Linked DNA regions of Homo sapiens: all the other regions are linked to region 3. A link is a contact called in ENCODE Hi-C or POLR2A ChIA-PET data. All regions are on one chromosome and are shown on one strand. The core of a region is the stretch at or near the end of the contact, and the rest is flanking DNA. Distances in the headings are between cores, read along the strand shown. Region 1 holds the start of IP6K2 (inositol hexakisphosphate kinase 2). Region 2 holds the start of MANF (mesencephalic astrocyte derived neurotrophic factor). Region 3 holds the start of GNAI2 (G protein subunit alpha i2). Region 4 holds the start of PFKFB4 (6-phosphofructo-2-kinase/fructose-2,6-biphosphatase 4). Region 5 holds the start of RPL29 (ribosomal protein L29). Region 6 holds the start of NDUFAF3 (NADH:ubiquinone oxidoreductase complex assembly factor 3). Region 7 holds the start of QRICH1 (glutamine rich 1).

The links. Hi-C counts contacts between places; a loop is a spot of excess contacts on that map. ChIA-PET counts read pairs that join two places held with the same protein, here RNA polymerase II (POLR2A). Pooled maps may share reads with other maps.
Region 1: a map of B cell shows a loop between it and region 3 (15-fold over the local background). The contact joins the promoter of IP6K2 here to the promoter of GNAI2 in region 3. A Hi-C loop is called at or near these places in 1 of 168 maps with a recorded cell type or tissue (B cell) and 8 of 50 pooled maps. POLR2A ChIA-PET finds 5 or more read pairs at or near these places in 1 of 52 experiments (activated CD4-positive, alpha-beta T cell).
Region 2: a map of CD8-positive, alpha-beta T cell shows a loop between it and region 3 (4-fold over the local background). The contact joins the promoter of MANF here to the promoter of GNAI2 in region 3. A Hi-C loop is called at or near these places in 2 of 168 maps with a recorded cell type or tissue (CD8-positive, alpha-beta T cell and naive thymus-derived CD4-positive, alpha-beta T cell), 3 of 37 single-sample maps with no recorded cell type and 12 of 50 pooled maps.
Region 4: a map with no recorded cell type shows a loop between it and region 3 (11-fold over the local background). The contact joins the promoter of PFKFB4 here to the promoter of GNAI2 in region 3. A Hi-C loop is called at or near these places in 1 of 37 single-sample maps with no recorded cell type and 6 of 50 pooled maps. POLR2A ChIA-PET finds 5 or more read pairs at or near these places in 1 of 52 experiments (H1).
Region 5: a pooled map shows a loop between it and region 3 (5-fold over the local background). The contact joins the promoter of RPL29 here to the promoter of GNAI2 in region 3. A Hi-C loop is called at or near these places in 1 of 37 single-sample maps with no recorded cell type and 6 of 50 pooled maps. POLR2A ChIA-PET finds 5 or more read pairs at or near these places in 2 of 52 experiments (activated T-cell and naive thymus-derived CD4-positive, alpha-beta T cell).
Region 6: a pooled map shows a loop between it and region 3 (26-fold over the local background). The contact joins the promoter of NDUFAF3 here to the promoter of GNAI2 in region 3. A Hi-C loop is called at or near these places in 2 of 37 single-sample maps with no recorded cell type and 12 of 50 pooled maps. POLR2A ChIA-PET finds 5 or more read pairs at or near these places in 2 of 52 experiments (AG04449 and activated B cell).
Region 7: a loop to region 3 is called in a map of naive thymus-derived CD4-positive, alpha-beta T cell, with 8 times the contacts of the local background. The contact joins the promoter of QRICH1 here to the promoter of GNAI2 in region 3. A Hi-C loop is called at or near these places in 1 of 168 maps with a recorded cell type or tissue (naive thymus-derived CD4-positive, alpha-beta T cell), 1 of 37 single-sample maps with no recorded cell type and 9 of 50 pooled maps.

The regions. Positions count from the first base shown.
Region 1 is chr3:48,715,816-48,718,515 of GRCh38, forward strand. It overlaps IP6K2 (inositol hexakisphosphate kinase 2), which reads right to left and starts at 1,406. Exons shown (of 6, transcript NM_016291.4): 1 at 1,342-1,406.
Region 2 is chr3:51,383,987-51,386,686 of GRCh38, forward strand. MANF (mesencephalic astrocyte derived neurotrophic factor) reads left to right here and starts at 1,305. Exons shown (of 4, transcript NM_006010.6): 1 at 1,305-1,450; 2 at 2,222-2,349. The coding sequence starts at 1,357. DOCK3 (dedicator of cytokinesis 3) reads left to right here. Exons shown (of 53, transcript NM_004947.5): 53 at 1-212. RefSeq lists an enhancer at 721-1,070 and a silencer at 1,131-1,500.
Region 3 is chr3:50,234,805-50,237,504 of GRCh38, forward strand. GNAI2 (G protein subunit alpha i2) reads left to right here and starts at 1,400. Exons shown (of 9, transcript NM_002070.4): 1 at 1,400-1,649. The coding sequence starts at 1,532. RefSeq lists enhancers at 57-667, 668-1,278 and a silencer at 1,148-1,607.
Region 4 is chr3:48,555,551-48,558,250 of GRCh38, forward strand. PFKFB4 (6-phosphofructo-2-kinase/fructose-2,6-biphosphatase 4) reads right to left here and starts at 1,253. Exons shown (of 14, transcript NM_004567.4): 1 at 1,131-1,253. The coding sequence starts at 1,227. RefSeq lists enhancers at 1,656-1,745, 1,876-1,965.
Region 5 is chr3:51,994,620-51,997,319 of GRCh38, forward strand. RPL29 (ribosomal protein L29) reads right to left here and starts at 1,276. Exons shown (of 4, transcript NM_000992.3): 1 at 1,238-1,276; 2 at 806-850; 3 at 423-487. The coding sequence starts at 842. RefSeq lists an enhancer at 1,221-1,380.
Region 6 is chr3:49,020,768-49,023,467 of GRCh38, forward strand. It overlaps NDUFAF3 (NADH:ubiquinone oxidoreductase complex assembly factor 3), which reads left to right and starts at 1,354. Exons shown (of 5, transcript NM_199069.2): 1 at 1,354-1,454; 2 at 1,579-1,771; 3 at 1,935-2,001; 4 at 2,109-2,209; 5 at 2,289-2,700. The coding sequence starts at 1,378. The coding sequence ends at 2,405. It also overlaps a transcript of DALRD3 not described here. RefSeq lists an enhancer at 441-1,210 and silencers at 726-928, 965-1,154, 1,375-1,474, 1,515-1,634, 1,695-1,744.
Region 7 is chr3:49,092,775-49,095,474 of GRCh38, forward strand. QRICH1 (glutamine rich 1) reads right to left here and starts at 1,297. Exons shown (of 10, transcript NM_198880.3): 1 at 1,138-1,297. RefSeq lists enhancers at 421-933, 1,302-1,421, 1,532-1,871 and a silencer at 932-1,181.

The DNA of each region.
Region 1 (2,700 bases), core at 156-2,655, 1.5 Mb before region 3:
CTGTGAATTCTAAAGTCACAAAGCAGGTAAATCTATCGAAATGACAATGTCAGACAAGACCACAGAAAATAGAAAAAAAATTTTAAATGACAGTTAACAGTTTAACTTTTTCTCAAAAAAAAAAAAAGTTACTAGGCCATCAATTTGCCTATTATGTCAAATGTGATAAAGTATTCATTTGGCCCTTTCTAACTCTGATAGTGGCTAAAGTTAAAACAACACCCTGAAGCTTCTCTTTAAATACTTAACACCCAAGTTACACGATGCAATTATACAAACCCCACAGCAACAACCTATATAAATAAGCATCTTAGTTCACTTAAAATATTACCTGGCTACAACTGCAAATACAGCAAACATTTTAAACACTAGAATTCAACAAAATTACTGTAATCATGGTCCTCTATTAAAAATATCATAGAACCGATGATCTACAACATTTTTGTTACCACGTTCCAAAGTGCCAGTACTTTTTCTTAAAACTATTCAAGATGATTTTTTGTTCTGTGTACATTCTGCTACGGAAATGTTTAATTCCAAGCAGTGACTAGTTCTGTTTTCCCTGGTATTTAAGAGCACTGGATTTTACTGGTTTCTACATTTTATTTTCACTCACTTTTCTGCTAGTGTAGCTTAGTTGATATATGAGAACGAATACAATCCTAAAATGAAATAAGCCATTAGGATGCAAAAGACAAAAGCGGTCTGTAATCAAACGTAAAGAGTGGAAATATCACTATAAAGGTGTCCTCTTATCCATTTAAAGGCATTTTTTCTATAATAAGGTTAAGTGTGTAGATTCCCTCATCGAACACCATCTGACGGGCCCAAATGGCATTCAACACTCAAAATGGCTGCACATCTGCCGACCCCAGGTAACAGTACCTGAGGCGCTGAGCTGACTCCCTATCCAAAGATCCGGGAAGACCCCTCCACCCGCCAAATATCTGGGGAGATCGTGGCCGCCAATGACCTGGGGAGACCCCTCAATGACACCGTAGATCTTGCGCTTCCCAAGACCCGGGGAGATCTCAATGACCAGGAAAGATCCTGCCCTCCCCCAAACCCGGGAGACCCCCTCCAATGACCGGGGAGGATGCTGGACCCCCAAAACCACGGAAATCCCTCCCCCAATGATCAGAAGAAAAACCCTCCTCCCAAATGACCCAGGGAAATCGAATCCACAGGGACCCCGGGAGATTTCCCCCACAATGACCACGGAAGAAGTCTTTCCCAAATAACCTGGGAGACTCCAATGATCAGAGATCCCGTTTCCCAGTAGCCTGAAAAAATCTCCCTCAAAGCTCCTCGGGCACTAGGGCCATAGGACGCGAGCTTTACCTGCCGCCTCAGCCGGGTTCCTCGGCGTTTCCGTCCTATTGTTTCTCTCGCACCAAAATGGCTGCGGCCAGGCCGAGCCCCGCCCCCTGCACCTCGCTCCCGGTGCCCCTCACTATTGGCTCGTCCTAGGAGCTGCGCACGCGGACTGGACAGCCTGAAAGGCGCTGTTGCTAGGGTGCCAGGATTCGCTGCAGCAGCTTCCGGAAAAGGCGGTGACTGGGGGCGGGGCCAGAGAGGGCGGAGCATTGTCCTCCGTCTGGGAGGGTGGGCCGGAGGTCTGACGGGCGGTTGGGTGGATAGACTAGCTGCGGGCCGATGGACAGCAGGATACCTGGGAAACAGATGGATTGACCAACAGTCTTGGTTTGTTCAGTAGTGAGCGATTTCGCAGGATGCAGGAATTTCAATGCTAACACAGAGACAGTCCACTACAAACTGGGAAGTTGGTCACTCTAGCAGATGGACAGAAGACTGGATGTGAATAGACGGAAAGAGGGACAAAAGAGTGCCTGTAGACGGTGGACAAAGAAATGGTTATAGATACAGACAGACAGATTATTAGATATGGAAGGGTGGACAGAGAAGTGGCCATAGAGTTTTCTGGGGACTGGTGGATGACCCAGTGCCCAACCCAGCTCCCACCAAGCACCACACCACAGGGCTTGTCTGAGGCTCATTTGTCTTGGGCCTGTGTTGGACAGAAGGGCTCTCACCTGAGTGAATGTCAGCATAGCTGTGAAAGGCAAAGGAGAGGGTTAGTGCCACTGAGAATGGGCAGAGCCTCCTACCTGATCTCTGCTCTTTCTGTAAAGGAGAACAATGTTGCAGCCCTGTGTACTGGGCATTTGCAAAGGTGTAAATTCACTCATACACTTTTTAATTCAACAAGTATTTATTAAGCACTTACACTCGGTATTGGAAATACAGCAGTGAACAAAAAAGGAAAATAAATAAATATCCCTGACCTTATAACAGTGGATAGGAGAGACTTCTGTGAGCAGCTCCTCTCACCTTAGCATGTGGTTTCCAGGGCTCCATGTCCTCCTGGTTTCCTCCAGTCTCACCAGTTTCTCATCTGTGTGTTTTCTCTTTGTCTACACTCACTCTTCCAAAATCTTATCCAGGCTCATGACTTCAAATGCCACCTACATGTCAATCACTCCTAAAAGTGTTTGTCCAGTCCAGACCCTTCCTGAGTGGCAGATTCACTAGTCCCACTGTCAACTAGACATCTGCACTCTGACTTCCAGTTGCTGGCATCTCAAACGCAACTTGTGCTACCCTAACACTGGCTCATCCGCCAAACCTACTTCACCCCACTTTCCCCAAATTGAGTGATAGCATCTCAGCCCTTCTTAT
Region 2 (2,700 bases), core at 55-2,554, 1.1 Mb after region 3:
TCTTACCTGTACCAGAAAAGCAAAGTTAAAGGAAACAAAATTTGTACCATTGTCCCAAGAGGTATTTTACTGTATATATTGTGGTAGCATGTTCAAAATCCAACAAGTAATGTGAATTTTAGATGTAAATATCTGCCACTTGATTTTTTTTCCCCCTTTCCCCACTTCCTTGACTGCTGTGATGTGAATTAAAGATAAATACGTGATACTGATCCACTGAATTCACTGAATGGGAGCAGAGGATGTGCCCCTCTCCAACCCTTGTCGCCGGGCTCCAAGCCCTTTTTAGCCCTATAGACATGTCCTTTTTGCACTGAGTAGAGCCAACGGTTCCCGCATCCTGCCTTGAAGGCAGGCAGCCAGGAGGGCACTTGAAAGGAGGGCAGTCGAAAAGGAAACATCCTCCAGTGCTTCTCTGGTGATTCCCGGGACCCCACTCAGGAGGTCCCACGGCAGCGGGGGACCCCGAGGGCCTAGCCGGGGAGGCAGGAGGAGGCTGGCCAGCCACCAAGCCACGATTCAGAGCTTGTAAGGGCACCTCCCGAGCCCCTCACCTTCCCACTCTGAGGCGACCCCATGTCCTCGACCGATGATCTGGCCCGGGCGCTTCCCTCCACGGTCTAGAGTGGCGGCCCAGCTTTGAGCTTGGCGCGCCTTGAGCCCTTCCTTCAGATGTCCCGCAGTCCGTCCACCCCGCACGTCTCCTATCAGCCTATGCACGGCGGGCTCCGGTCAGGTGGAGGATCAGCAGGTGGGCTTTCAAAGGTTGGATCCGTTGCCCACGCGAATGAAAGAAGAAAAAAGAAACCTCTTTGAGCCTTGCCTGCGGCCGCCCGCCCTTCCTGCCTAACCTGTTGTCTTGGCTGACCCCAGAACTCCTGCACCACGAGTCGGAGTCCGGGCGAGGAGATCAGCAGGGGTTTTCGAGGGAGCCTGGGGCCCAGGGCAGGGGTACGCGGGTCAACTCAACAGATGTAAGGCGTGGCCGAACCCCATTCAGCTAGCAGTACCCAGCCTCAGCCACAGTCGCTGCCCTTACCCAAGATGGCGGCCCACACCGCTTCCGTCGCTGCTGTAGTCGCTTCCTGCGGCCAGCCCGGGTTCAATCAGCGGCCGACAACTGTCTAGGGCTCAGACACCACCAGCCAATGAGGGAGGGCAGCGTGGAGCCGCCCGTCTGGGCTCGCGGCTCCTGGACCAATGGGGAAGTGGCATGTGGGAGGGCGCCGGGGGGCCCCCCGCCAATGGGGAGCTACGGCGCGCGGCCGGGACTTGGAGGCGGTGCGGCGCGGCGGGTGCGGTTCAGTCGGTCGGCGGCGGCAGCGGAGGAGGAGGAGGAGGAGGAGGATGAGGAGGATGAGGAGGATGTGGGCCACGCAGGGGCTGGCGGTGGCGCTGGCTCTGAGCGTGCTGCCGGGCAGCCGGGCGCTGCGGCCGGGCGACTGCGAAGGTGCGGGATAGGGGGCCGGGGGCCGCGCTCCGTGACCGTTCTGGCGGCGGCGCTGAACCCCACAACATCACCAGACGGCCGGGGCCAAGAGGGCGAGGGCGGGGGCGGGGGCGGGGGCGACAGCAGGTCCCCGCGGGGCCTGCATGAGGAGGCTCCGGCGCCCGCCCTAGTAAATCTTTCTTGGGCCTAGAAAACATTGGTCCGACGAAGAAAAGTTGAGACTAGATCCCGTTGAAAACTTGTCCTGAAATCTCCATCACTCCTGAGTTATTGTCCCCACCACCATCTAGAGGTTACCGCTCCCCGTTCGGCGTCGGGAGCTCCAGGGCTGGCCGTGGGTGCTGCGCCCTGTCTGTTGGGATCACGAAGCTGCACCTCTGGGTCCGCTGTTGTATTTGGAAATTAGCAGCAGCATTTTGATCATTTTTCTCTTCACCTTCCAGTCTCTCCATTTATGAGGTCACAGTGAGTCCCGTCTCAAGGACACGTGTTCACCATGGGCTTAAACTTGATGAAAGGAGCAGGGAGAAGTCGTTTATAGGTCATTGGGTGATGCTTGGTCCTTTGATGCCCTGGGTGTACCAGGGGACCCCCGCCACTTGGAACCGGGTTCTGTCTACCTGTAGACACCTGAGAAAAATCGGTGATGGAAAAGCTCACCTCTAATGATTCATCTCCGTGTCTCCTATTAAAATTGCTGGCGGAGTTCTTTTCTGGTGGATTGGAACAGCTTGGTGATTGCTGAGCATCTCCCGTCCCTCTCTTTTCCAGTTTGTATTTCTTATCTGGGAAGATTTTACCAGGACCTCAAAGACAGAGATGTCACATTCTCACCAGCCACTATTGAAAACGAACTTATAAAGTTCTGCCGGGAAGCAAGAGGCAAAGAGAATCGGTTGGTAAGTAGCTGGTGATCCTCCCCAACTGGCCCTGGCTCATGTTAACCCTCGGCTTCACCAGCCGTTTGATAAAAGGCCTTGCCCACCTCTCTGTTCAGGAAGCCAGCTACTCTCTCCATAAACTAATGTGAGAAGACTGAAGTGCTTCTATGTCCTTCCCAAAGCAGCATGTGTTCTGCAACTGTGATTTTTTTTTATCCTGTTAGTCTTTATTAAGCACCTACTATGTGCTAGGCACTGGGAATATCAGGGGAAAGAAGTGACAGTCGGACACACAAATAATGCAATGTCTGGGTGTCATGAAGAAAATGGACCAGCAGGTGCTGATTTAGAGTGGCCAAGAAGTCTCTG
Region 3 (2,700 bases), core at 150-2,649:
TTTTGGCAGACCCTTCAAATGTCCAATCGAGGGTGGGGCTCTGGGCTGCTCCTGGAGCACAGGATCAGAAAGACTTGAAATGTTCAGCTAGAAACACTGCTGCTTCCACCCCACCTTTGCCTGGCCATAGGGTTGCAGCCATTGCCCAGTGGGGACAGGCCACAGGAGGGTGGGATGTGGGATCATGGCCACCTCCAGACGTGGACAGGCCATGGAAGAGACAGGTCATAAGATCATGGCCACTTTTGTTTCTAGAAGTCCAGTGGCAACTTCTTCCTCTTTCTTCCCTCCCAACCCCCTCACCCTGCCTGCCCGCCCTCCTCTCTTCCTCCCTCTCCACCCTCTCATCCTCTCTCCCTTTCTCCCTTGGGTCCTGATTGCCTGGTCCCAGATTGGAGTCCAGGATGGCTGCCTGCCGAAGAATGCCTCCCGGTAGATTGGGGAAGGATGGATATGAGAAGCCACCCAGCTAAAGGAGACAGCCTAGGCAAAGGTGTAAAGATGGAAACCAATTTTTTTTTTTTTTTTTGAGACGGAGTCTTGCTCTGTCGCCCAAGCTGGAGTGCAATGAATGGCGCGATCTCGGCTCACTGCAACCTCCGCCACCCGGGTTGAAGCAGTTCTCCCGCCTCAGCCTCCTGAGCAGGTGGGATTACAGGCGCCCACGACCACGCCCGGGTAATTTTTGTATTTTTAGTAGAGATGGGGTTTCACCATGTTGGCCAGGCTGGTCTAGAACTCCTGACCTCAAGTGATCTGCCCGCCTCGGCCTCCTAAAGTGCTGGGATTACTGGCGTGAGCCACTGCGCCCGGCCTTTTTTTTTCCTTTTTCGACTAGCTGCAACCCAGAGGGAGAAGGCGGTAAACCCGCCTTAAGACTGAGAAAACCGCAGTCCAGAAAGGCTCCCGAGTTCGTAGATCCCAAAACAAGTTTACTGGACTCATTAACTTTAACAAATGACAAAGACACGCCTCCTCCACCTAACTCGCCCAACTCGCAGAAGCTCAGAGGGCTGGTTCCTGCTCTGCCCTCGAGGGCACCGGATCCCCACCCTCGGGTTAACAGATCCGCCCTCCCGGCTGTCCAGCAACAGAGCTCCCGGCGCTCCGCACCCAATCACAGCCCGGTCCCGCCTGCAGCCCGCCCAGTGCCGGGTCCCGGGGTTTGGAACCACCCCTATTGCCTTTTCTCCGCGTGGCCCCGCCTGCAGCCCAGGCCCGAGCCTGGGCTGCGCCTAACTTCCCCCTTCGCTCCGCCCTCGAGCCAATCAACAGCCTCTAATCTCCTCTGGCCCCGCCTGCAAGCCCGCCCCGGCCCAGTCACAGGCTTGGTTCGCCCAGGCCCCACCCCCGGCCCGCCCCGCCGTCGGTGCGCGGCGGTAGGGAAGGCGCCTCCCGCAGTCGCTCGGAACTGCCGACCCGAGTGCTTCCCGCAGAGGGCTGGTGGTGGGAGCGGAGTGGGTCGGGCGGGGCCGAGCCGGGCCGTGGGCCGTGTGGGGGCCGGGCGGCGGCCGGGCCGGCGGACGGCGGGATGGGCTGCACCGTGAGCGCCGAGGACAAGGCGGCGGCCGAGCGCTCTAAGATGATCGACAAGAACCTGCGGGAGGACGGAGAGAAGGCGGCGCGGGAGGTGAAGTTGCTGCTGTTGGGTGAGGCCGCGTCCCGCACTGGGATCCTTGATTCCCAGCTCGAATCCCCAGACAAGGACTTTGACCTCCCAGACTAGGGCTTCAAACTCCCAGACCCGGGCTGTCTGGGACCCCACACCTGGGCCAGGACCAGGGTTGAAAACTCTAGATTGGACTAGACCTTTGATCCTGCCCAGACTCTAGACCAGACCCCTGTCTCATCCCAGACCCCAGACCTCCAAATCCAGTCAACAGTGCCCCAACACCCGCGGTCCAGTGCCCTGCTTGGCCATCCCCCCTTGCTAACTAGCTTCACAGAACTTCAGAGCCCCGCCATCCTTCCCTACACTTTGCCCAAACCCCCAGGATGCCCGCCACTTGTTCCCCAACCCTCAGGCTCCGCTTGTTTTCCTCACCTGCGCCTTTTATTCCTATTGGGCATGAGCATCCCGCGGGGCCCCTGCCAGGCCCCCCACCCACTCCCTCCTTCTCCTTCTGTGCCCCATCCCTAGTCTGGAATCTGTATCCTCCACCTGTGCACTCTGACCCAAGGAACCTCTCGAGTGGGAAACTGCTCTTGAGCCCCATCTCCAGCTGGAACCCCTTCAGCGAGCCCTGCTCCCTGCTTCCTGCCCTCCAGATCCTTCTCTGCAGGCATCACTCCCGAAACCCTCTGCTGATCCTCCCCTAAGTCCTCTTACACTCTGGCCTTCCCCAGATCCCTCCACCCTTCCTGCACCAAGTGGGCTGGGCTAGGAGGCGGGAGCCCTGGGTTGGAGAGGGCCTAGGCTGCCTTATGCAGAACCCCCACGGGGCTGGATTGAGGCTCCACTGGTCACGCTGGGGGAGGGGGCCAGGCCTCAGGCTTCCCAAGGAGGCTCTATGTTTTCCAGTTTCGAAGGCCAGTCTGGGAAGTAGGAGAGAGAGTGGAGGAGTTAGGGTTGTGGCCGCCTCCAAGGCCAGAAAAGATGGTGGCTGCTAGAGGAGTGGGGGGAAGTGGAAGTGGTGAGACAGCCGACATATTGCTGCCCCTGCGGGTGAGCCCAGGAGATCTGCTAGTAGGTGCTGGGCT
Region 4 (2,700 bases), core at 3-2,502, 1.7 Mb before region 3:
CAAATTCATTACAATGTTTCAGTTACTCCTAAAACAAATCTTTCTTTTCCTGGTAATAAAAAAGTTGCAGGCCAGGACCCACGCCTGTAATCTCAACACTTCGGAAGGCCGAGGCCAGAGGATCCACTTGAAGCCATGAGTTGGAGACCAGCCCAGACAACATAGCAAGACCCTGTCTCTACAAAAAAAAAGAAAAAAGAAAAAAAAAAGCTGGGTGTGGTGGCGCACCTATAATCCCAGCTAATCGGGAGGTTGAGGTGGGAGGATTGCTTGAGCCCAGAAGGTCGTGGCTGCAGTGAACTATGATCGCGCCACTGCACTTGCTCCAGCTTGGGCCACTGAGCGAGACTCATCTCTTAAAAAAAAAAAAAACTGCCAGCTCATTTAAGGACAGGCAGAAACTCAAGGAAGCGGTTTAAACACCTGGGACCCTAGGAGAGGTGAGCCCCTTAACAATTCCATGAATTTCAGCATTCTCCTAGCTGTTTCACTCTCCAGTTTTACTGTACACCCATGACCCCAGGTGGATACTTACATGTCCCGGGACACAGACACAGGCCCACACGGCATACTTTTCTGTCTCTATCCTGAGCACATCTCTGCTGAAGTTCCTGCCCAAGCTCAGCTTTAAGGCCAAGAGGCACCCTTCCTCCTGTTGGAAAACTAGCCCACCTTTGAAAGTTCTGGGCTCAGAGAGGCCAAGTAATTCACCTAGGGCCACACAGCTCAGTTCCAGTCCAACAACCCGGCCCACACTCCTTGGCCAGGAGAGAGGGAAGGGCCTGGGGTGCCCACAGGGTCCTCCCCAGACTGGGGGCGATGGGGATTGGAGAGGGAAGCGAGGGGGCCAGAGCCCTCCCCGAGGTGATGGTGGCCAGACCTAGCCACCGCCAAGCCGATATGCCCCCACACACCTGTCCCCGCCCCCTGCTCTGCCACACCTGTCTCTGGCCCACCACTGTCACGACCGCCTCACCTGTCCCCAGCAGCCTCCCCAGTCACGGCAACCTCACCTGTCCCCGGTTCCCCATCTGTCTCCCGCCCCTTCTCCATGCGAGACCCCCGCCCAGGCCGCCCTACCCACCCATCCCGGTGCACCTCCCACCTCCTCCCAGAGGACCCCGCCTCACCACCGCGCTGGCAAGCGTGCAGAGCGGGCCGCCCATTGCTGTATGGCATCCAGATCTTCTTCAGGGGGTTCTGTGTCAATTCCCGTGGGGACGCCATCCCGGGGCCGGGATGAGTCGGACTGCGCCGCTTCCAACCCAGCAGCCGGGCCACCTCGGGCCACCCGAGGTCCCGCCCCTTGGGCCCCGCCCCTCCTCAAGCCGCGACAGCCCATGTCTATCTTCCCGCAGGTCCCGCCCCAGAGTGAGTAGGCTCCGCCCCAGCTGAAAGGGGCCCGGCCTCCGACCACGCATGCCCAACTCACCTACCCGCCCGTTTTGGAACAAGTGGGCCCAGTTCTTCAGGCCAGGATCGAGAATGCGCATGCTCAACTCCGGATTGTACTGGTCCCGCCCCAGTTCAAGGCCCGGATTGTGCAGGCCCGCCCCGGATGCGCAAACTCAGCTCTCCCAACCTGCCCGCGCTGATTTGCATAGGCCCCACCTACGGGCTCCGCCCTGGCGCTGCATCCCTGAGCAGCGGCACGCGTGAATTCTGCTACCTCCTTGCTAGGGAGCCCAGGGCCCCCAGGAGGGAGGGGTTTTCATGCAGTGGGACGAGGCCTACGTGACCCGCACGGCCAGGTTGGTCAGAGCCGACAGGGGCCAGTAGGCCTGCAGTCCCAGCCGTCAACTCCGCTGCGCCCTCCTGCCCCTCCTCGGGGTCCCCCTTGACTGCTCCGAGCCCCGGGACTCTTCCGCCGTCCATAGGAGCATGCTCAACCACGCTGGAAAAGCTCTTTTACCTCATGGATAGAGACTCAAAACACATTTCAATATTGTTCCTCTTTCTTTGCTTTGGCTGCTGGGAGCAAATGCGTGGGACTTTTTTTTTTTGAGACGGAGTTTCGCTCCTGTTGCCCAGGCTGGAGTGCAATGGCGCTATCTTGGCTCACTGCAACCTCCGCCTCCCGGGTTCAAGGGATGCTCCTGCCTCGGGTTCCCAAGTAGCTGGGATTACAGGCGCCCACCACCACGCCCTGCTAATTTTTGTATTTTTAGTAGAGGCGGGATTTCACCACGTTGGCCGGGCTGGTCTCGAACTCCTGACCTCAGGTGATACGCCCTCCTCAGCCTTCCAAAGTGCTGGGATTACAGGCGTGAGCCACCGCGCCCGGCCGTGCGTGGCACTTAGTAACCAAGTACTTTGGGTACTCACTAAGCCCTGGGAGTATCTTAATCGTCTTTCCAGAATTTCATTTTTTACAATTTTTTTTTGATTTTTAGTATTTTGGTTTTTTTAACTAAAGTTTTACATATTTTTTGAAAATAATATGTTAATAACATTTTCTCTTCAGGAAAATGGGATGTGCACATTGTCTATCTTACAGTATTACAGTATAAATTAAGTATGTCAATCTCTAAGAAATTCATTTTAAAATACGTTATGGTTGCCTTTTACTATATTTGTATCTCCCTCTTGTCTTTGAAAATGCACTGGGGACAAGGAACAAGGGAGAGATCCAGAAGTTCCTAAACCCCTGGCTCACTTTCTTGTTTGGCCCCCACCGGACTCCTGCAGTTTCCCGCCTCC
Region 5 (2,700 bases), core at 26-2,525, 1.8 Mb after region 3:
CCTAGACCCTCCAGCCTTCTCAGCTAATCCTTAGAACCCCCTGACACAGGAAGAGAAGCTGACCCCAACTCCAGCACTGGGTCAGATGGAGGTCATAAGGCTGGTCAGTGTGGGAATGTGCCCTGCACGCACTCAGACAAGGCCACTCCTTACCCTAAGTGCCACTGCCAAGCAAGGGAGATAGCCAAACTGCCCTCAGGAGGCAGGTTACACCCTGACCAGAGGGTTACACTTCAGGCTGTGGAGACCAAGGAAAGCTTTATTATGGGTCTGGTAGGGTAGAAAAAGGAATTGCAGGCTTTGGGTGGGCCAGTTAGGCTGTGCTCAGGCAGAAGCCAAAGCTAGAGAAAAACTACATGAGAGGCCTTGACTGTGCACCTGGAACCAAGAAAAGACACTTCCATGTGATTCAGTGCACTCACCCCCTTAAGAGATTCGTATCTTTGTGATCGGGGTTTCTTGATACCATTTCTGTGCCATTTTCGGGCTGTGGGAGAAAAAAAGGGAATTAAGCCAACAAAGAACTTTCCTCTAATAAGACCACCCAACATCACAGCTGGCAAGTCTGGGAGAACCAACACTTCCTACAGCAGCTACACTTGAGATATGGGAAACCCTTACTACTAAATGCAAAACACTCTGTATCTCAAGTAGATCTCTAAACCTATAAACCCTAAAGTTATTACTGGGTGAAATCAATCAGCCTCAGGCCCACAATGGAAACGTGCCCCTTCATCTCTGTCCCAGTTTGCCTGAACCAGTCCTTGCCAGGGTCTGGGATGTAGGCAGGGCCCAAAAAACTTACACTGGTTGTGTGTGGTGTGGTTCTTGGACTTGGCCATGTCTGCACCTGGAAGACAAAAGTGGAGATCAGGGTTAAGGGCTCGCCAGGCTGGGCCACCTCTGCCCCCCCCATTCTGGTCAGAATGAGCCTGCAGGCAGAGAATGTGCAGCCTCCACGAGTCTCGGCTTACTCTGCACGACCAAACGCCAGTCCTGGCCTCCCAAACCCAGGTAATGATGCCCTGAAATCAACTCCTTACCCCCGGAAAGCTGCATTCCCCAATAAAGTGGCTTTCCCTGCCATCCCCCTCCTAGGACCTAGAAGCACCATTCCCACCCCGCAGCTTTTGCTCCCGACAGACACACGGTCGGTCACCAGTCCTCTCCGCAGCCCGCGCCCCGCCGCCACCCGTAAGTCGCGGATGGCATCGGATGCCGCGCGGCCAACACTCACCATAAGCCGCGGCTCCCGAAGCGCCTAGAACCGGAAGAGAAAGGGGCTGCGGTGCAGCACGGGAAATAGGGTCAACAACGCCGGAAAGTACTACTGGAAAAGCTTCCCCAGGCTCCGCGAAGAAAAGTTCCGAAGCCCGGAAGAACGCAAGCCAGACGTGGAGGCGGTGCTACGAGCTTGCCTCCGCCCCCTTCAGGCTGCCTCCTCCCTTCTCTGTTTCTCCAGGACCTGTCTCTTAAGTCTTATTCAAGATACTGAAAAAGAAAGGAGTCCTTGAGGGATGTTGTTGGGCAAGAAGATCTGTGTTCTTTTTCTTTTTTTTTTTTTTTGAGACGGAGTTTCGCTCTTCCACCGAGGCTGGAGGGCAGTGGCACAATCTCGGCCCACTGCAACCTCCGCCTTCCGGTTTCAAGCGATTCTCTTGCCTCAGCCTCCCGAGTAGCTGGGATTACAGGCGCCCACCACCACGCCCGGCTAATTTTTACATTTTTAGTAGAGACGGGGTTTCACCATGTTGGCCAGGCTGGTCTCGAACTCCTGACCTCGCGATCCGCTCGCCTCTGTCCCCCAAAGTGCTGGGATTACAGGCGTGAGCCACCGCACCTGGCCGATCTGTGTTCTTAAAAGCACCCCTGTAATCCCAGCACTTTGGGAGGCTGAGGTGGGCGGATCACGAGGTCAGGAGTTCCAGACCAGCCTGGACAACATGGTGAAACCCCATCTCTACTAAAAATCCAAAAAAAAAAAAAAAAAAAAAAAAAAAATTCACGGGGCGTGGTGGCACGTGCCTGTAATCCCAGCTACTCTGGAGGCTGAGGCAGGAGAATTGCTTGAATCTGGGAGGTGGAGGTTGCAGTGAGCCAAGATCGCACCATTGCACTCCAGCCTGGGCTACAGGGCGAGACTCTGTCTCAAAAAAAAAAAAGAAAAGCACGCCTGACTCTTTCGTGGAGAAGGAGCAGAGGGGAGGAAGGAGAGAGGGCTGCCTGGACCTGAGGGAGGACAGTGGGAATGCAGAGGAGTGGACAAAGAAAGAGTACTGGACTTGGGACACAGAAGATGAGGGAGAAAAAGGAGGCAAGGATAGCCCCTATGTCTTTGGCTTGACAACTGGGTGAATGGTGGGCTGTTTACAGAGATGGAAGATTGAGTGGGGAGCAGGGGCTTTGTTTGTTTTGTTTTGAGGGGGAATGATGAGCCAGATATTTTTGTTGGATGCATTAAATGTGAGATGCCTGTTGGACATCAGAATTGAGAAATTGTTGCCTCTAACAACTCTGTTGCCTTCTCCACCTCTTCCCCCTATAGTTCATTTTCCACACGGCAGTGGGGCTTGGGGACTTGTTTTAAGATACAAATCAGATCCTGTCCCTTAAATCTGCAAGGACATCCCCTTGCATTGAAGATCAATTCTTTACCCACTTGACCCTGACAACCTCTGTCATTTACTTCTCTCCAAACGC
Region 6 (2,700 bases), core at 104-2,603, 1.2 Mb before region 3:
ACCCGCCCATCCCCAGTCCCAGGAGGAAGACCCGGGAGTAGGTTGTGAAACGGAGTCTAGAGGGAACAAGACGCTCACCTGGGCCACAGAACAATAGAAGGGGAGGTGGGGGCCTCCCCTGGGACCGGGTCCCGATCCGGATTAGATCCGTGGGGCAGGATTAGCCCTGTTGGTCCCACGAAGCCTGGGCCACTGGTGCGGTGACGGTGGTGGGGCGGGCTTCGGAATCCGTCAGGAGGGAAGCGCGCCCGTGGGGCCGGAGAGGAAGTAAACCCGCGCGTCCACCTCGGGGACACCCCCGCGCTCGGTGGCCTTTGTCCGGTGACGCTGCCAGCGCCCGGAGCACCAGGGGCCGAAGGGGTCCACAGAGCAGCCGCGGGACCCCCGGAAACCCATTGCGACCGGCCCCAGGAGACCCACCACCAGGCTCCCACTGTGCCGAGCTTCCCGCTCGCCCGGCCCCGCGGGTAGCGAAAGCGACAATGTTCCCCTGAGGCCACGACAGAGCCGGCGTGCCGAGATGCCCAAACCCCGCGCGGGGGCCAGCGACTCTCGCGCCAGTAGGCCCTTGACTTGGATCAAGACGGGGGACGGGGGACTCCCAGGACGCGAGCAGAGTGAACGAGGACAAGGTGATGCTCCACGCGCTTCTACTTCAAGTCTGGTCCGGTTCGGCCTGGTCTGGGCCAGCCGAACAGCCACCCAAACACTATCACAGCTTGCCCTTCCGCTTGCTCTGGCTGCCTGCAGACTTGGAGCCATTTTAAGGAGAAACCACCTGGCCACGCCCCCTAGAGAACCCGAGAAGCCAATCCACGCTCGGCCACGCCCCTCTCCGCGCGCTGCGGAGAGGCCAACGGTCGCGCGGGTGACGGTTAGGGCGGGGCGTGCTTCCGCGTCTAGCCGGAGAAACTTGAGCCGGCTGCCCCGCCCACGGTGCCCGAAGCCCCAAAGGCTGGAATTAGGGGCTAGAAGTCTGGCACCCACCGCCTGGCCAGGTGTTCGGGACGCGACCAGGTGGGCGGTCGCCCCGCCCCGGGAGCGCGGCTTAATAGCTGAGAGCCCGGGGGCCAGGCCGCGGCTGCGGCCCAGGCAACGCCCTGAGGGTGGCCACGCTGCCAGGTGTTCCACTCCCCCGGGACTATGGGCAAGGGCCCGGGGCGGGGAGGGCGGCAGGTGCTGACACTGGAGCTGCGCCGGAGGTCGGGGAACTCGGCCTCCTAAGACTGAGGACACTCGCCTGCTGGGCCGGTCGAGCTGTGCGGTGCCCTCCGGGACGCAGGGGGCGCTGCAGCCACGCTGGGTCAGGCTCCGCAGGGCCCTCCCAACCCGGGGACTAACGGCGCCGGTGACGACTTCGCCGCGCGTTGGTCAGCCATGGCCACCGCTCTCGCGCTACGTAGCTTGTACCGAGCGCGACCCTCGCTGCGCTGTCCGCCCGTTGAGCTTCCCTGGTGAGCTTGGACCCCGCGCCCTCGACCATCCAGCCCCCTAGGGCCGGCGACTGCCAGCCCAGCACCTTCCGGCCTCTCGGGCTGCCCGGCCCGGCCCCGCGCCCCTGACCCTTTCCCTCCGCAGGGCCCCGCGGCGAGGGCATCGGCTCTCGCCGGCGGATGACGAGCTGTATCAGCGGACGCGCATCTCTCTGCTGCAACGCGAGGCCGCTCAGGCAATGTACATCGACAGCTACAACAGCCGCGGCTTCATGATAAACGGAAACCGCGTGCTCGGCCCCTGCGCTCTGCTCCCGCACTCGGTGGTGCAGTGGAACGTGAGTCCTGGCCCGCAGTGTGGAAACTGAGGCCCAGAGTCACAGGCCCTCACCCTGCTTGGTCCCTGCAAACTTGGCTTTCCTCTGTCTCCTCCTGCAGTGGATGGAGATGGGGAGAGGCTGCGTGGATTTGTCGTATTAAATGTGCCTCCTCCCTGCACAGGTGGGATCCCACCAGGACATCACCGAAGACAGCTTTTCCCTCTTCTGGTTGCTGGAGCCCCGGATAGGTACTGGGGAAGGGGAGGGAGAACAGAGGTGTTCTGGGCCCCAGAAGGCGACCCCCACTGCAGCCTCTCAACAGAACTGTAGACTAGCCACACCCACCCTTCCCTAGAGATCGTGGTGGTGGGGACTGGAGACCGGACCGAGAGGCTGCAGTCCCAGGTGCTTCAAGCCATGAGGCAGCGGGGCATTGCTGTGGAAGTGCAGGACACGGTGAGTCCCGGGACTGGGGCATGCTGCGGGGAGCACAGGCCTGGCGCTAGACAGGCTGATGCTGGCCTTTTCTTTGCAGCCCAATGCCTGTGCCACCTTCAACTTCCTGTGTCATGAAGGCCGAGTAACTGGAGCTGCTCTCATCCCTCCACCAGGAGGGACTTCACTTACATCTTTGGGCCAAGCTGCTCAATGAACCGCCAGGAACTGACCTGCTGACTGCACTCTGCCAGGCTTCCCAATGCTTTCACTCTTATCTACCCTTTGGCACTTATCTTGCTTATCAACATAATAATTTATACACTTCTCCCATTTTGTATCAGGTGTGTTGCTGGCCAGGAGCTGATGGCTCACTGGGCTCTTGGAGGGGAATGTGAAGAAACCAAGGAGTCACTTTTTCATCTAGATTACTTAGGATTCCTTGACTTTTCAGAAGTCGGGAAGCAGTATGTTTGCCTGTTGTAGACCTACTTGCTCACATGCAGATTTGA
Region 7 (2,700 bases), core at 47-2,546, 1.1 Mb before region 3:
AGTGACTTTTACAGTGATACACTATCAGATTTTAGTAATTTCTGCTGGGATTTCTGCAATTTCAAAAAAGGTAAAGCACTGATTCTCAGGTTGTTCCATTTTGTTTAAGGCCAACTTTTTGGCTGAGGCAAAGGTGGGCCTTTAATATAATAAAGTAAGCCCCTCCCACTTACGCAAAAGAAAAGCTGCGTTTAAGGATTTAAACTGGCATTTTAGAGCTCGGAGTTCACATGGGCCACATAAGCGAATTCCCTTCCGGAGCGCACAGAGGTGACGTGTATGAATTACGCTTATGGACGTATTAGTTTCTAATGAAAGATAAGCAGGTACCACTCAAGGGCCTTCTAATATTAACCTTCCCTGCCCGGCAGAAAGCCCAGTACAAGGTGAGGAAATCCGAAGGGGCTCACTGCCCTCTCAAACCAAGAGGGCTTGGTTTCCGAAGCAGAGAAACACCCTACCCAAGCACCCGCACCGTACTTGGGCCTCAAGTAACGGCATTCTTCGAGGAGAACGGGCAATCTCGCCCCCCTCACAGAGGAGCGGAACCGCAAGCCAGACAGCAAAGCTGGTTGGTTTCTCTCCAGGCCGAGGCCACGGATGCCCGGGAACGTCACCAGACCAGAAAGGACCCAATCCTCAACCTTCCCAGCGCAACGAGCCGCGGCCGGCCCTCTGCTCAGCAGAAGCCTCCTGCGCGCTCTCGAGGCAGCACCGCCACCCGATATCAGAGCGCGCGCCCCAAAACTGGGGGTCGTCACGGGCGCGCGCTCCAGAAAGCCGCGGTTGCCCACGGGCCACAGCTCCTAGAGCAGAGATATCCGGGCCGGGAACGCGCACGTCGGCGGCCACGCGCACCGAGAGCCGCACAGCGCGCGCGCGTAAAAACAGGCTCAGCCGCGCGCCCGCACCGGCGCGCCATCTCGCGCCGCGCCCACCCAAATCCCCGGGCCACCCCTCCCCCATCCACAGGGCGGGGTGCGCTAGCCCAGGAACGTTTTCGGCTCCGGAGCCGCCCCGAACTCTCCAGGGCCCAGCGGTAGTGGCCCGCCCGCCCCCGCCCGCCGTTGTGTGGGGTGGGCCCCCCGTCTCAGGCCTACAGCTTCGCCGCATCCCCACCCGCACTGGAGCCCTCACCCGGCGACGTCACTGCCGCCGCCGCCGCCGCCTCCGCTGCACCCGCCGGCCCCGCCGCACCGCCAGGGACCCTGGTTCTGCCGTCGTCGCTCCAAGACCGACAGGGTTTTCTCCTCACAGCTCCCTGGGCGCCATCTTACATTCAACCCTCACAGCCAATAGGAGCCGATTGCTCCTCTCGCGATAATCGGGGCGTCGGATCCCGCGAGATCTGGGACTGCCTACCGGCCAAAATTAAAGTGAACGCTTCAGCAGGGGAAGGTGGCCGCGCTTCTGGCCGCTAGAGCGGATAGTGGATCCTAGGGTATGGAGCGGCTCGCTCCGCCCATGGACGCCTCTCCATGTGGGGCGGAGCTAGGGCCGTGGCTTGGCCTAGTAGTGGAGTCTCGGAAGGCTAGGGCTCCAAGCTAGCTCTTTGGACCCACCTTCCGTCGCCCGCCAGAGCCTCCTTTGGTCGAGCACGCCCACGCGGGGCGGGGCCTGGCCAGGCTCGGCCTCTCGCTTAAGGTGGACCCCACAAACTTCTGTCCTGGGCCTGGCGTCCCCAGCCGTGCCCTGCCTGGGAAGCCTCTAGGTTGCTCACCTCCTGGAGGAGTCAGCATCTGGTACTCCCGCTGTCTGCTGCCATCTGAGTTCAGCCTTCCGCAGTTGGGTCCACCTTAAAGCGGGCCCCCGGGTAGCCTAGTGTTTGTATACAGGGAAAATGTGGAAGGCGTTAAAGCTGCAGGCACACTCGGGCCTCAGCAGCAGCCTACACTGCCCCCAGAGGGCTTCCAGCCTGCTGTAGACTCTTTTTGCCTCGGAGCTTTTGCCCTTGTTCCTCTTATCCTGGCAAACTCCCCGTAGTCTTTCGTGATTCCCTTCAGAAGTCACTTCGTTAGAGTAATGTTTTCTGAGGCCCAGGCTGGGTCAGGAACCTCTTCCAGTCTTGCACAGGCCCCAGGGAGACCGCTCCCATACAGTGCTTGGTCACCCATTTCCCCTCCCGTGAACTTGGAAGGCCACCACAGCACGTATGCCCCATCTCACTTTGCCTGGCACGTAGTAGGCACTCAAAAATTATATGCCGAATGGGCCGGGCACGGTGGCTGAAGTCTGTAATCCCAACACTTTGGGAGACCGAGGCGGGTGAATCACCTGAGGTCAGGAGTTTGAGACCAGCCTGGCCAACATGGTGAACCCCGTCTCTACTAAAAATACAAAATTAGCCGAGTGTGGTGGTGCATGCCTGTGATCCCAGCTACTTAAGAGGCTGAGGCAGGAAAACTGCTTGAACCTGGGAGGCAGAGGTTGCAGTGAGCTGAGATCACACCATTGCACTGCAGCTTGGGGGACAAGAGTGAGACTCCGTCTCAAAAATAAAAAAGAATTATAGGCTGATTGGGCGCAGTGGCTCACGCCTGCAATCCCAGCACTTTGGGAGGCCGAGGCGGGCAGATCACCTGGGGTCAGGAGTTCCAGACCAGTCTGGCCAATTTGGCAAAACCCCGTCTCTACTGAAATTACAAAAATTATTCAGGAGTGGTGGCGCCCGCCTGTAATCCCAGCTACTTGGGAGGCTGA